Linked DNA regions of Mus musculus: region 2 is linked to region 1. A link is a contact called in ENCODE Hi-C or POLR2A ChIA-PET data. All regions are on one chromosome and are shown on one strand. The core of a region is the stretch at or near the end of the contact, and the rest is flanking DNA. Distances in the headings are between cores, read along the strand shown.

Region 1 (6,612 bases), core at 1,474-3,973:
AGAAAATAGTGGGTGCTTTGTTTGTTTTCTGTGGTGCTGCAGATTAACCTCAGGGCCTCACACATGCCCTGCGAGCATGTTAGCACCAAACAATACCTTTAGCCTATTTTTACTTTAATTCAGAGGGAATTTTGCTATGATGTACAAACAGACTGGCCTCAAACTTGTAGCCCTCCTGCATCGGTTTCCAAATGTGCACAGCTACAACTGGCTAAGAAAACAGTCTTAGTGCTAGTCTAAGATGGGAAGAGGGACTCACCTCCATTAGTGAGTCAAACGGAGGAAGGGTGTGATAAAGGGCAAGAGAGTGTTCTATAACCCCAGAGTACCATAATGGTCTTTGCTTTGTAGACAGGCTCTTACCACGAGGGCCAGGTTTCCCTCAAACCCCTCATCCTCCAGCTTCAGCTTCAAGCCATTTAAACTGTTGGACTATGTACACGGCTCCGTAGCACATTTCTTTGCCATCAGCCCCACTTGGAGCTGGTTAAGCTAATGGATGCCTGCCTTGTTTACCCCAGTACAGAGAGCGAGTGTCTGTGAACCTACGGAATACCTGATAACTATGAACACTTGAGCCATTCTGGAGTGTCCTCATTCTAAATAGGGAAGGTGTTCTATCATCTTGCTTTCACATATCACTAGACAACTACCAGAGCAGTCTGAACGAGAGACTACAATCATGAGAGAAACTGGGCATAGGTTTTCCAGATACTGCTTCAGAAAAGTAAGGCTATTTACAAAAAAACCAAAACAGAACAACAACAACAACAAAAAAAAAAAACAAAAACAAAAACAAAGTGTAAAATGGCCTGTATCTTCAAAGTAAGCAGATATTCTTAAATGTTAGCATTTAGTAGCATCATAGTACACGGGCAACAACATCTGATTTTCTGATGTTAACCATAGTGAGTCATTAAATTGCCAGAGCCGTATATGGCATAAATGATGAGCTGACCACACTGTACACACCCAATGTGTCATAACTGATGATGTTCAAAGTACATGTTCATAAGCCATCTGGATTCCTCAGCGTATAGTTCTCTGAAATGAAACCATCCCAGTGGCAGTGTTCACTCCATTCCACATGTCAAAATATAGTTAGCATAAATCATGGGAGCCTGGCCGTCCTCAATTATTCAAGCCAGGAACCCCCTGGTGTAAACTCTGAACCACAGCATGGTCTACAGATTATGGTCTGGGGGAAAAAGGTATACCTTTGATAAAAATACGTTGAGTGGGACCAAAGCTGTGCCTTCAGAAATTATACTCTTATAAACACACAAAAGTTCAAGGGGGAAGAGATGGCTCAGTTGGTGAAGCTCTTGCTGGTCAAGCAGGAAGATCTAAGTTTTGATCCCCAGAACTCACGTAAAAAGCCTGGTGTGGCAGCAGTCACCCTAATCTTAGTGCTGGAAGGCAGAGGCAGAACAGTGAGGGGGGCTCAGTGGTCTTTGAAACCACTAGGGAAGGTAAAAATCTTAACTCCATTTGTATGAAGAACACAGAACGGGAAATCTATGGAGTAAGAAATTAGATAGTACACAATTGGAAAACAGTGGAAGTTTGTTTTTAAGACCGTACTGCAATGGATACTTTTAGTTGATATATTCTTTGACATGTTAAATTATATTTTTATATGGGCTTAAAAATATAAATCACAGTTAGGTGCCAAAAATATTTCTTCTGTTCCACATAATAGGGTTATAGAGGCGAGCATGCGGCCTCCGGGGGGGTCCCAGTTGTGTAGAGGCAACAGAATTCTTCTTCCCTCTAAGATCTCTATGATTCAGAACCAGAACAATAGCTCACTGCTCACATTCTCATTTCCCAGTTGCTTTAGAGTCTGGGAGTCATTTCACTTCACCGGCTATCCTGTGAAATCAGTCATGAAGGGCCTTAGCCAAAATAGGAACCCTGTACATGGAAATGCACAGGACATTAACTTCTTAACATTCATATGAATAAGCTTATGAACTTAGCCAGGCATTTCACCGAGGCCCTGAAGGAATGAAATGTTAATTAAAATTTAAGGGAAGAGAAAAAAGATTCGGTGCTTGGCATACGGCCCAATGCAGTGACTTTTAGAAGTAAAACCTGAGAAATGGATACAAATGTGGAAGGGCCCCACAGGCTATCTTTTGGTGGTCGTAATTTACCTGCCTCGCTCACCCCTTGCTCCTCCATGGGAATCAACATTTGCCACCCAGGCTACAGGTAGTTATGCAGTTTTACTCTCTGGCTCTTTATGCTTTAGTATGCAAGCAGTAAATCTAGGATTATAAATCCTAATCCTTGGCAGAGAGAAGCCACTGAAGTGTTTTTAAGAAGGGCAGCGCCATGATCAGCTGCTTTGGAGTTACCTCCCTAGTTGTGATGTGAGACAGATTTATAAAGACTGAGACTTGATCTAGGGAGAGAATCTAGAGACCAATAGCCCTGTAAAACAGTATAAAGATTTCAAAGCGAAAACAGCTACAATGGACATAGAAGGCTTATCTAAACTTCCCTTATCTGACCAAAACAGAACTTTATGAGAGTCAGCTGCCACAAATTGCCAGGAAGTCTCCTGTCAGGGAGGCAACTGGCTTTGACTGGGGACATTCCAAGAAATTGTATAAACAAGCCTCATTAGAACCTTCTTCATTTGCGTCCCCAAATTCCTTCTGTTATGTAAATCCTTACCCCTGGCTGCTCAGGGAGTCAGGCATTGGATGCTTGCCCACACTCCTGAGCATATACTTTCACCATGCTGATCTACTGGCAACCGACTTGCAGTCTGTCTGCACTGACGTCCAACCCTCTGGGAATACTTGGGAGATTTTCTTTTTTTCTCCCAACAATGAGTTGAGAAGTTTTCACAGACTTTCTATTGGGAAAGCAACAGTGGTTTGTCCTAGGGTAGCTGCAGACTGACGTATAAGAGCAGAATCAGCAGGCCCTGGGGCTTTAAAGCATTCTTAAGGAAGAATAGAGAGACATGGCTATGAATCTTTGCTGTCTTTCAAGAACCTTTCAATCGAGAATGTTCTCCTGGCTTACATAACTGTCAAAACCTAAAGTGAACTACAAGATCTTGCATGACTGTGAGATTGGGGGCAAACAACTTAAGAGCAAGCAATAGAATTTTCTTCTTTTTAAAAAATACCAAACCCAGACACTATTGTTGATGCCAAGAAGTGCTTGCTGCCAGAGCCTGACCAGTACAGATAAAGAGGCTGACAGCCAACCATCGGACTGAGCACAGGGACCCCAGTGGAGGAGTTAGGGGAAGGACTGAAGAAAATCAAGGAGTTTGCAAACCCATAGGAAGAACAACAATATCAATCAACCAGACCTCCTCCCAGGGACTAAACCACCAACCAAAGAGTACACATGGAGGGACCCATGGCTCCAGCTGCATATGTATCAGAGGATGGCCTTATCTGGCATCAATGGGAGCAAAGGCACTTGGTCCTGTGGAAGCTTGATGCCCCAGGGAAGGGGGAATGCTAGGGTGGTAAGGCAGTAGGGGTGTATGGGTGGGGAGCACCCTCATAGAAGCAGGGGGAGGGGCTATAGGATTGGAAGGGGAAACCAGAAAGGAGCGACAACATTTGAAATGTAAATAAATAAAATAACCAATAAAAATGGTTAATAAAGTTTTAGGAAATTTAAAAAAAAAAACTGACCTCTACTGGAAAAAAAAGATGTCATTATAAGACAATGGCTTTTTTTTTTTTTCTGTTTTGGGAGAAATGTTAAAAATGTGCTTAAGAGGGACTGGCGAGATGGCTCAGTGGGTAAGAGCACTGACTGCTCTTCCAAAGGTCCTGTGTTCAATTCCCAGCAACCACATAGTGGCTCACAACCATCTGTAATGGGATCTGATGCCCTCTTCTGGTGCATCTGAAGACAACTACACTGTACTTATTTATAATGATGAATAAATCTTTTAAAAAAGTGCTTAAGAAAATAATAATAATAATAATAATAATAATAAAAAACAAAAAACCAAAAAGCACCTGATAAAGGAGACTGTTTTGCTTCAATTTGATAGGAATGAAGCAGGTGTTCCAGGCACTGAAGAAGCAGGGAAAATAGCAGAAAGCAAAAGGGATGAGCTGAGGAGACATTGAAGCTAAGTCCTGAGCAGAAGCATGAAGCCGGCCAGGACTGTTAGTGAGCAGGGCTGTCTGGTGTTGCTTAGCACTAGGTGGTAGGTTTGCTGTGAGAGAAAGTCCTCTTCTTTGATTCCAGCATAAAACGATCACTTCCTACTCTCAACAAGTACTCAGCCTATGAATGTTACTTAACAACGTTCTCGAAAATTATCCTCATGAGTTAGTATTTTATGCAGTTTTGTTCTTCATTCTGATTTCTACAAACCTATGGAGTTACCACACTGTTTCCTGAGTAATAGCTCTTCAGTTATCACACAAACCCCAAACAAAATTACATTGCTTTATCTCTAGTCTGAATCATCCGATGGAAAGGCTGTGCAGAATGATGCTTCACAGCAAACTAAGTCTGTAGTAGAAGTTGTGTATGCAGGGTTAGGCTTTTCAGACCATAGTTTGTTGATTTTGCAAGCCTGAGACTAACGATATACCTTGAACTGTCTCTATAGCCCAGGCTGTCTCAAGCTTCTGATCTTTCTGCCTCAGCTTCCCAAGTGCAAGGCCACACAAAACTAGCAAGTTAAGTTTATCATTTTTAACTTTGTGGTAGAAGAAAAGTTTTGTAGTAGTTATACAAAGTAGGAAATAGACAAAGTATTTCTGTTGTTAGACATCAAAAATTCAGGAAATGAAGCAACCAGCTCTCTTTAGAGTCCAGTCTGCTCCTTCTATTGTTAGAAACAGACCTGTGATTTAACAATCTTCAGGTCTCTCCAGCCTATGTTCTCAGAGGCATGGTCTTTGTATATGGTCTTCATTTCCGGAAAGCAAGAGAACTGTCCCAGAGACACTTACTCAAACAATTCCCTCCAACTCTTTGGCCATAGAAAAGAAGTCAGACTACAGCAGAGTTCCTTCTGTTTACTGTGTGCATGGGATGGAACTATGCAAAGTAAATCTTTAGCAATATTTTATCACTGGAGTGTGAACACTGTGAACTTTTTGAAGGGCAGGCACAACAAGAGGCTGTCTCAGGTTTAAGCCTATCAGCTATAAGAAATTAGGAGAAAACATACAAACTTCATATTGCTGGGTGGAAGGAAAGGTGCTACTGTTGACTGCTGACATTGAGCTAATTGCCATACCTTCAATACATGGTAATGCTATTTCTCTCTTCCAGTATGAAACAAAACGCAGTTCATCCCATGAAACTGGTAAAAGTAGGTAAAAATAAGATATTGCAACTCAGAGCTCTTTCTTTCTGTTTCAAATATATAAGCTTTTACACGAAGCTTAACCAAAAATAATTGGCATAACTAATAAAATTTCGAGGCATGGACTTTAGCTGTTTGCTGCAATTCTGAGAGTGGGAGAGATGAAAAAACAAAATTCCTGACATGTCTCCCTCCTACTGCTCTTTCTTCACACTAAAGGTCATAGAATTGCTTCAGTCTTCTCTGCATCAGATTGGGTTATGAAGTACAGGAGCCAAAAGCAACTCTTGTAGTCACCTAGACACCACCATTGTCTTACACACAGAAAAACTGAGATCCAAGGTATTGAAACGAATCTCTTCAAATCATAGGCTAAAAGTTAGTAGACAAGGAGTTAGAGAACATTAAGCAGGAAGATTTTTTTTTTCTGTTAAATATCCATTGTTAGCGCATAACATTAGCTCAGGAAAAGATTAATTCAGGTAAGCCAGCAAAAAACAAAACAACAACAAAAAACAAACAAACAAAAAAAAACCCCTCAGATCAGTTGTCTCAGAATACAATGAGGGGAGGGGAGGGGAGGGGAGGGGAGAGGAGGAAGGAATATTGACTATTGGCTCACAGAACAAGTAGGACAACATATGGGGTTTAGTTTTTAAGTCTTTGGGCCAAAATCAAAATCACACTTACAACCTTGGTAACCAGAAAGAATCCTGTTCCTGGAATACTTGTAGAAACCTGAGTTAGTCGTAAGCTTCTTAGGAAAGAATTCATCCTTTGTTTGATTCTGCAGTGATTCCTGATGAGAAGGGCAAGCAAGACCCACTCACGGTCAGAGTAGCCAGAGCTGTGCTGTAACTGCAGGTATAAGTATCCCTTGGAACCTTAAACAATCATTGGTTGCGAATGATTTTATTCTGTAGGCAGTGATCACACGAGGCCTGTCCTTGCTGGGTCTTTATCTCCTATGCCAGTTGGTGTTAGCACAACCGACTTCATACACAAGCTTGTGAAACTCAAAGCAGATAGCACTGATGGAATTTCACGGTGTAGATGAGTCAAAGCGGGAATTAACCTAAGTTCCTTTTCGAAATCTCATCAATATTATTCAAAAATAGAAATGAAGGGAACTGAAATGTTAATATTCCAGAATAAAATAATTCCACTCAGTTTAGGCCGTTTGGTCATTTCAAAGTCCAGCTTCTGGTGTTCCTTAAATCAGGCTGCTCACCTTTCCCATGCCAATAAATCTGTTACTGCCTATGGACAAAGATAAAATTCCTCTGTAATCTACTTTC
Region 2 (7,079 bases), core at 1,856-4,355, 34 kb before region 1:
TAGTTCAAACACGAATGTCTCCCAAGTTGTTTTCAAACACAAAGATATCTTTACTTTTCCCAGTTTTGTGACTTGCATCACAGAAATATTCTTGTATTCTGAAGGGTCTAGTCTGTGATACAGGCTTCAGTTTCTCAGTAACAGTTCTAATGATTTGCATTAGAAGTGGGGTGCATTCAGCTTCAACTACGCTGCTCAATGCCAATTACAAACGCAAGCAAATCCCTAAGCAAGGTGGTCCTGTGAAATTCAGTGCTTTTGAGACTGGAGTTGAAGAAGAATCACCAGCAAGTACCATATGGGCCCTGACAGAACTTCAATTTTAGGGTTTTGCAAACATTTCACATTTGTATCATTAAAAATCTTTTTTTCCCTCCTGGTAGCTCTTTCCTTAGTTGGGCCCAAACACTACAGTGGCCTGTGTCCACAGCTGCCCATGCTATTCTTCACTGACAGAAAATGGCAAGTAGGCAGAACGTAACTGGACTTCTTCAAAAGCAGTTCTCTACTTCTGGACACCTCCCTCCAAATCCCACCAGAATCTTCTACTGCTTCTTAGACATTGTGTCAAGTCATTTGGTTAGTAAATAAATCAATATAGTTATCAGAATAAAGACTCCACTGGAAAAGAAAAAACATGACATCTTTACCCTGAATATGGATAGCAATGAGGAAACAGTATTGCAGAATTTACCAAGGAAGGAAAATGTCTTTCAGATCATCTATCTGCATACAATATACAAATTATGTTAATGATCATCTCAGGTACACACAAAAACTACTTGTACATTGAATAGGGGTAAGTACATGAACAAGAAAGAAATCTACGACAGGTTTCCTTAGATAATTATATAATCTGTGCACATTAAGTTTAGCAATGATACTTCTGGAATTTTCTGGACCAGTCCTGAGTCCTGGTCAGTGTTAGCATTAGACTACTTCATTTATCTAAAAACTGTTTTTATTTTCCATCTCCTTGATATGATTTCTTCTACAATCTCAATTCCTATATATCATTTTTGAAATGTGATTTTTCTCTTGTTCTTACATTTGAAAAAGAAAAATCCTTCGACTATCCCCTTGAGATAAAAACGCTAGAAATTTTAAGACCTGTTTTCAGTGTAAGCCAATAACATATTAAGGAGTGGATTTTAAATGAGACCAAGATGTAAACTTTAAAGTCCTGAATAAACGCAAGGACAGACTACTCCGTTCCCTCCTTGATGTGGAAACGTCAGAGATGCTGCTTTGTAAGTTCTCTCCTAGAAAGTTCTGAAGATGTACATTTAAAAATCTCAGCCTTCTAATCTAACACTGTTTGATGGCGAGCCCCTGGCACACAGTATAGTACTGTGCTTTGTAAAGGCCATATTCTTGTCATCTGAAAATCAAGGGGTTAAAAGAGGCTGATGGTTAACCTAAAGATGTCTTGAAGCAATGTATTTGCCTCTGTGCATCTTTAAAAGGAATGCCTATACATCCCATAATATTTCAGACGAGTCTATGATGCCTAAGTAAAATTCTGCAGCTAACAATCAGTATGGCTCCAGTTATGAACTAAGACAGAGACAGCTATTGGTCTTTACAGGGAAAAAAAAAAAAAATAATTCCATATGTGAGTAGCTTTCAAAAAGAAACAGAAAAAAAAAAAAAAACCAACAACCAAATAATCCCTAGGATAAACATAATTTGCGAAAACAATAATATGCCCAGAAGCAAATGCCAACCAAAGTTTAAAAGTTATAGTCTTCACACACAAGGTTTTTCAAAGAGCAAATAAACTGGGGGAAAAAATAGAAGTAAAACACATTTTACTTTAGTCAAATTTACTTGTAATAAAACCCATCTCCTCTGTATTTTATCAAACATTTTTGTGCAGGTTGCCAAAGTATGTAACTAAACAGACTCATAAAGTATGAATGCCTTCAAAGCTCCATTTCCTTCTGCGAATTCCAATGCCATCTGACAAAACCCTGTCCCAGGACTTAAACTCCAAGGAGCAAGTTGGCTAGTTTTAATAGGTCCCCAGAGAGACCTAAGGCACACAACACAAATTAAACCCCAGTTAGTGTAGCTAAGTAAATTAAACTCGTCTATAACACGTTTGAAAGGAAAATGATTCTATGCCAGATATGCAGATGCCAAAATAAAGAAAAATAAAAGGTTCTGTGAAACATCAAAATTATTTCAAGAGAAAGCACGACCAGCCAAAGTAGCATCACTGTGACCTGTTTTAGTTTCTGATCTGCTGCTGACATCATGCCCGGACTGCTGAAGTCGTCAACTCGGTCACCAAATAATCAGCGGCCACAGCACTTCCAGTTCTAATCGCTTCTAGAAGGAAGCTATCGGCCGGCTCACTTTCCGGTTCCTAGCTTACAGTGACCACGGGACCCAGAGACGAAGTCGAACCCCCTCGCTTCTCCCCCAGGCAACCCCCGCTTTACTTACCGGCAGTCTTTGAGCCATATCGCGATCTTCTCGTTGGGCACGTTTCCTGCGGGAGTAGAGCGAAGGGACAGCTCGTTAAAGACCCCAAACATAAGTACTCAGAGGCTGTGCCATCCTGACACTCCCTTGCAGGAGAATCTGCCCTGGCAACCCGTAGCCTCCGAGAGCCTTCCCGGCGCCCGACCCAGGGGAGCCAGCCGGCAGCCAGGTGCACATGCTGGAGCTGAAGCGCGGGTCACGCGCGCATTTAAAGTTCGGGGGCGTCCGGTCCCCGCGCCCGGTGGCACGGAGCACGCCACCTCCCTGATCGCACGTCCCTGTCCCGCGCACCGACCTCGCCCCGCGGGTGCCGGCAGCTTCGTGCCTGGGAGGTCCTCCTCGTCGTCCTCGTCCTCGTCCTGCGTCGTCGTCTCTGTGGACAGATCCTCGGTCTCCGACGCCTGCCAGGAGCTGCGGCACTTGGCCCAGGCCTTCCTCCTGCGACTCGCCACTTGCCACTCCAGTTCCTCCTCCGCCTCCGCCGACAGGGGTCGGTTCATGGCCGCGCCGGGGGCTCCGCGGGCCCAGCCCGAGCCTGCGCGGGACACAGCGGCGGCTGCGGGGACCCCCGCCGCTGCTGTCAGCGCCCAGCCGGGCAGGGGGCCCGGGGGAGCCAGAGCGGGCGCCGCAGGAGGAGGGGACAGGGAGGGGGGGAGGGAAGGAAGGGAGGGAGGGGCGGAGGGCCGGCGCTTCACGTGAACCCGGCCTGGCGGGGCGCAGGAGCGCGAGTGGCTCCGGCAAGCCGGGTAGGCGCCGAGCGCCCGCCCGGCCCGGTCCCGCCTACTCTAAGACCCCGCCCTGCCCCCTTTCTAGCCACGCCCCCGCTAATGCACAGTCCAGCCTCTCGCAGCTGTGCGCCACGCCCACGACGGAGGCCACGCCCTCTTCCGGTGGCGGTCTTGCCGGGAGGTGAGGACGAGAGTTGGGGCGGGGCACGTCCTGACGGGCTAGGAGCCGAACCGCCCCTTCGCGGTGGCCTCAGGAAAGAGCCAGATTTGTTTGTTTGTTTGCTTTACAGCTTTTCCTTCTCTCAACTCCTCTCTCGTCCAGAAATAGAGGTAAAGTGCCAAGGCCAAGTCTCATAAAACGCCCCCGCGTGCAAACAAGTGACTGGGCTGCTGAGACTTAATCAGTGTAGGATGCCTACAGGATTGGGCAAGGATGAAAGAGACGTGAGATTGTACTGTCAGCTTGTCAAAGCTTACCTTGGTGTTGCTCGCACATTTTGAGAAACCTGTGTGTCCTGGTTATGTGAGGTATGAAAATCCAGTGAGAAAAAAGTGGGTATGTCACATTGAAGCTGCAGACAAAAAAAAAAAAAAAAGGAAGTGAAGAAAGCGACCTGGGAGTATAAAGAAAGCTAACTGCTTGGATTTGGGACTTAGAAGATGTAACAAGAAGCAGGTCATGCCAAGCTTCTGAAACAATTCTTAAATCCCAGCTTCCTCCGTCCCCTTTATCATACTTGTATTTCCTATGAGGAAAAAAAGATTAAAATTCTATCCAGATTGAGACAAAGTGTTACATATCAAACAGTGAATGTCCTAAACCATCTACAGACAATATAGAAAGCTTCCAACATTTTATTGAACTCTGCAAGCAAAGTGAGAATAGTTTTTTGCTTTGGTCTATTTTTATGCTTTTTCTTGACTAAAAAGGACATTTTTACATAAATAATATTTTAAGGAAGAAATTTTCCACTTGAAATAGATATTTGCAGTTCATAAAAGTCCAAGTTAAGTGTGCATTCATAAATGAAGGAAATAGTTTTTGGAACACAGAATGTAGTGTCCTTGAGATGAGATGGAACCTAGTTTCTTGTGCAGGCCTTTGCACATAATCTATTCATCTTTAAAGTAGCACAGGGACCTTCCTGTCTTTGGTCCTTACTTCTTTCTAGCATGGTCCATATGTTTGATAGTTCCCAATATATCATTAATCATTGATAGAAACAACAACTCCTGATGGTTTATCAATATCCCCAAGACCAATTCCAAAATCCAAGCTGGCTTCCCGGAGCCATCCCAGCATTATCATGGCCCTCCTGCACTTACAGTGAACTGTAAGGGGAGCTACAAGGATGGTACCAGCAACTCAGTGACTTGACCTTTCACTGGTAAGGGATCATTTAGTTATTAATATGTCTTAGACTTTCAGGAGCTCTATATTAAGGATGAAGGTACCTCTTTCATATCCTTCCAATGCAGCTGCCTGTGGAATATGAGACAGATGAAAAGAAAGTGCCTAAAGAAGTGTTGGTGTGGTTGGTCAAAGGCTGTAGAGGACACTGGCTCCAGTAGTTTTATCCAGGGCCCTGTTGGATTCTGTCCCATCCATTTGCTGTCTCCAACTTCCACTCTGACACATCCATGTGCTGTGGCTGGTTCTCTGTCCTTGCTTTTTAAATCATTCCTGTTCTGTCTACTGCCTGCATGAACCAGCTGATCCGGGATGTCTTCACTCTGTGGCTCCCCCAGTCATGATCACATCCTATTTACAGTTCCTTGATGTACAACAGAATGTACACGCTGTTCATTGAGGGGAATGGATTAAGCAGTAAATAATATGATCAGATCCAGACAATATGTTTAGTTTACCAGCCACTTTGTAAACATGAGAGATTATGGACCATATTTTCATATCTTTCATGTATCCACAATACAATGCTGAGTCTACATAGAATACTGCCTACTCTTGAGGCAAGATGTCCGTTGCTATTGTTCTTCTTTAAATGAGACAAACTCGGGTTTTGTCTGCTTTGCGTTTTTTCTCCAATGCTTATTTTTTTTTAATTAGCTTTGCTTGTACTTTTAGAGAACAAAGAATTCTGGGGAAAGGCAGTAATGAAGTATGGCTTCTAATTTATAGGTCATTCAATCACAGTCAAAGAAAAAGGGAAGTAAGCCCAGAAAGTATAATTAGAGTATAGCAACTATAAACTCTGAATTAAGAATATTGTCTCATTTGTTGATGCTTATGAAGAAGAGAAATATAGTTATATTAATGGACAATTTAACCTAACAAGGTAGAGTGGAAAGAGGAAGGCTTTTGGTATCAGACTAAAGTTGAATGTTTTCCTTCTATTTTTACACATAACTGATCTCTCTGGATATCATTTTCTTCGTATGTGAAACTGCAATCATAACTACCTTACCAAGTTACTGCAAGGGTTTTAAAAACTGAAGTAGGTATTTATTAGGGCCATTGCAGTTATTATGTTGAAAAACACAAAAATAAGTCGATTTCATATGGAGGAATATTCTAATACTAATGAATAGCTTCTTCTATTTCCATTTTTATGTAAATGTTCCTTAAAAGCTTAATGAATTCAGGGGAGAACAGAAAACATACTCTGATTAAATAACAAAATTTCAGGTGGAAAAGCTTCAATAATAAGTGATATATAATATAAAAATTCTAACTTTAACATAGGCCTCAAAATTAGAAAATAAGATCTACTTTGACTGTAGTTCAATTGAGGCCTTTTGGTTCTAGTTAAGAAACTGTTTCAGTTATATTTATAAATTATAAATATATTTCAGTTATATTTATGTAAATCAAATATTTCAGTTATATTTATGTAAATCAAATTTGTATTAAAAGTCTGATCTGAATGGCAGAATTGTAGTTATATCAAATAATTTTTACCCTTTTTTGGGATAATACCACATATTGTATTGCTATATTGTCCACTTCTATTCAATATCTATCCTGACATTAGATGTTTGGAAATTTCTCAAAATATATTTTATGTGAGATTGGTATAAAATTTATTGTACAAATAAGACATCTTCAAGGTTTATGCTAAGCAAACATGACTTACTTGTACTTAGCCCAATGATTCTTAAATTCATTTCAGAAGGAAACCTTGTGGGCCCCTTTACATCTATTAGCATTTCCCATGATAGCAGGGGGGGATATTTTCCAAATAGAATGAAATAGAATTTAAGAAAAATATCAATCAATATGAATCAATAAACTCTACAGAAACACCCCATGATTTACTTATAAAACAAGTATAATAAATAAACTCTGCTGAAAGCTACTTAGTTTAATTTTAATCAGTTCTTTGATCTATTCCATTAAGTTATTATTAATCATTAACATTGTTTTGTTTTATTATTTCTAGTTTTGTACCTATTTTAAAGAAATAAAATCATATCGGGTATATAATTCAAACTATGTTTGACTTTACAGACTAGTAAAAATGTAGTAGTGATTGGTTTGCCTTTCCTTATTGGAAACACGAGTATAGCAGAGCCACTTGCCATGTGTATTTTCTGTATTTCATCAAGTCCATTTCAGAGGGAGAGGGCTGAATAGGAGAAGAGAACTGCCTTAGAGATGATTTACTCCACAATCCTGTACTTACCCCATTACAGATTTTCTGAAGTTGGGGCATTGGAGGCTTGCCACTTTTCCCACTTGTTCTAGGGTCACATTTGTTGAATAATACTAGTCTTACCCTCTCCACAGTGAATTTATAGCCAGCTGTTTTGTTTGTGTTTGTTTGTTTGTTTGTTTGTTTGTTTGTTTTTTCACTGACTCTGTTCTCTCTTGTTTCTGAGCAACAGGTAAGAGTGTCCAGC

What was found. Hi-C counts contacts between places; a loop is a spot of excess contacts on that map. ChIA-PET counts read pairs that join two places held with the same protein, here RNA polymerase II (POLR2A).
Region 2: POLR2A ChIA-PET joins it to region 1 with 41 read pairs in Patski. The contact joins the promoter of Itprid2 here to the enhancer-like site in region 1. A Hi-C loop is called at or near these places in 1 of 37 maps with a recorded cell type or tissue (heart). POLR2A ChIA-PET finds 5 or more read pairs at or near these places in 3 of 5 experiments (Patski and embryonic stem cell).

The regions. Positions count from the first base shown.
Region 1 is chr2:79,597,915-79,604,526 of GRCm38, reverse strand. It overlaps a transcript of Itprid2 not described here. Among named protein-coding and RNA genes, the nearest start is that of Gm46751, 34 kb to the left of the region's middle. Within about 2 kb of position 2,723, at least 1 of the 3 ENCODE cell types and tissues checked has a DNase peak (open chromatin) inside an H3K27ac peak, as active enhancers do.
Region 2 is chr2:79,631,451-79,638,529 of GRCm38, reverse strand. It overlaps Itprid2 (ITPR interacting domain containing 2), which reads right to left and starts at 3,105. Exons shown (of 18, transcript NM_080558.4): 1 at 2,786-3,105; 2 at 2,452-2,497. The coding sequence starts at 2,990. It overlaps Gm46751 (a long non-coding RNA gene), which reads left to right and starts at 3,468. Exons shown (of 2, transcript XR_001783386.2): 1 at 3,468-3,548; 2 at 7,065-7,079.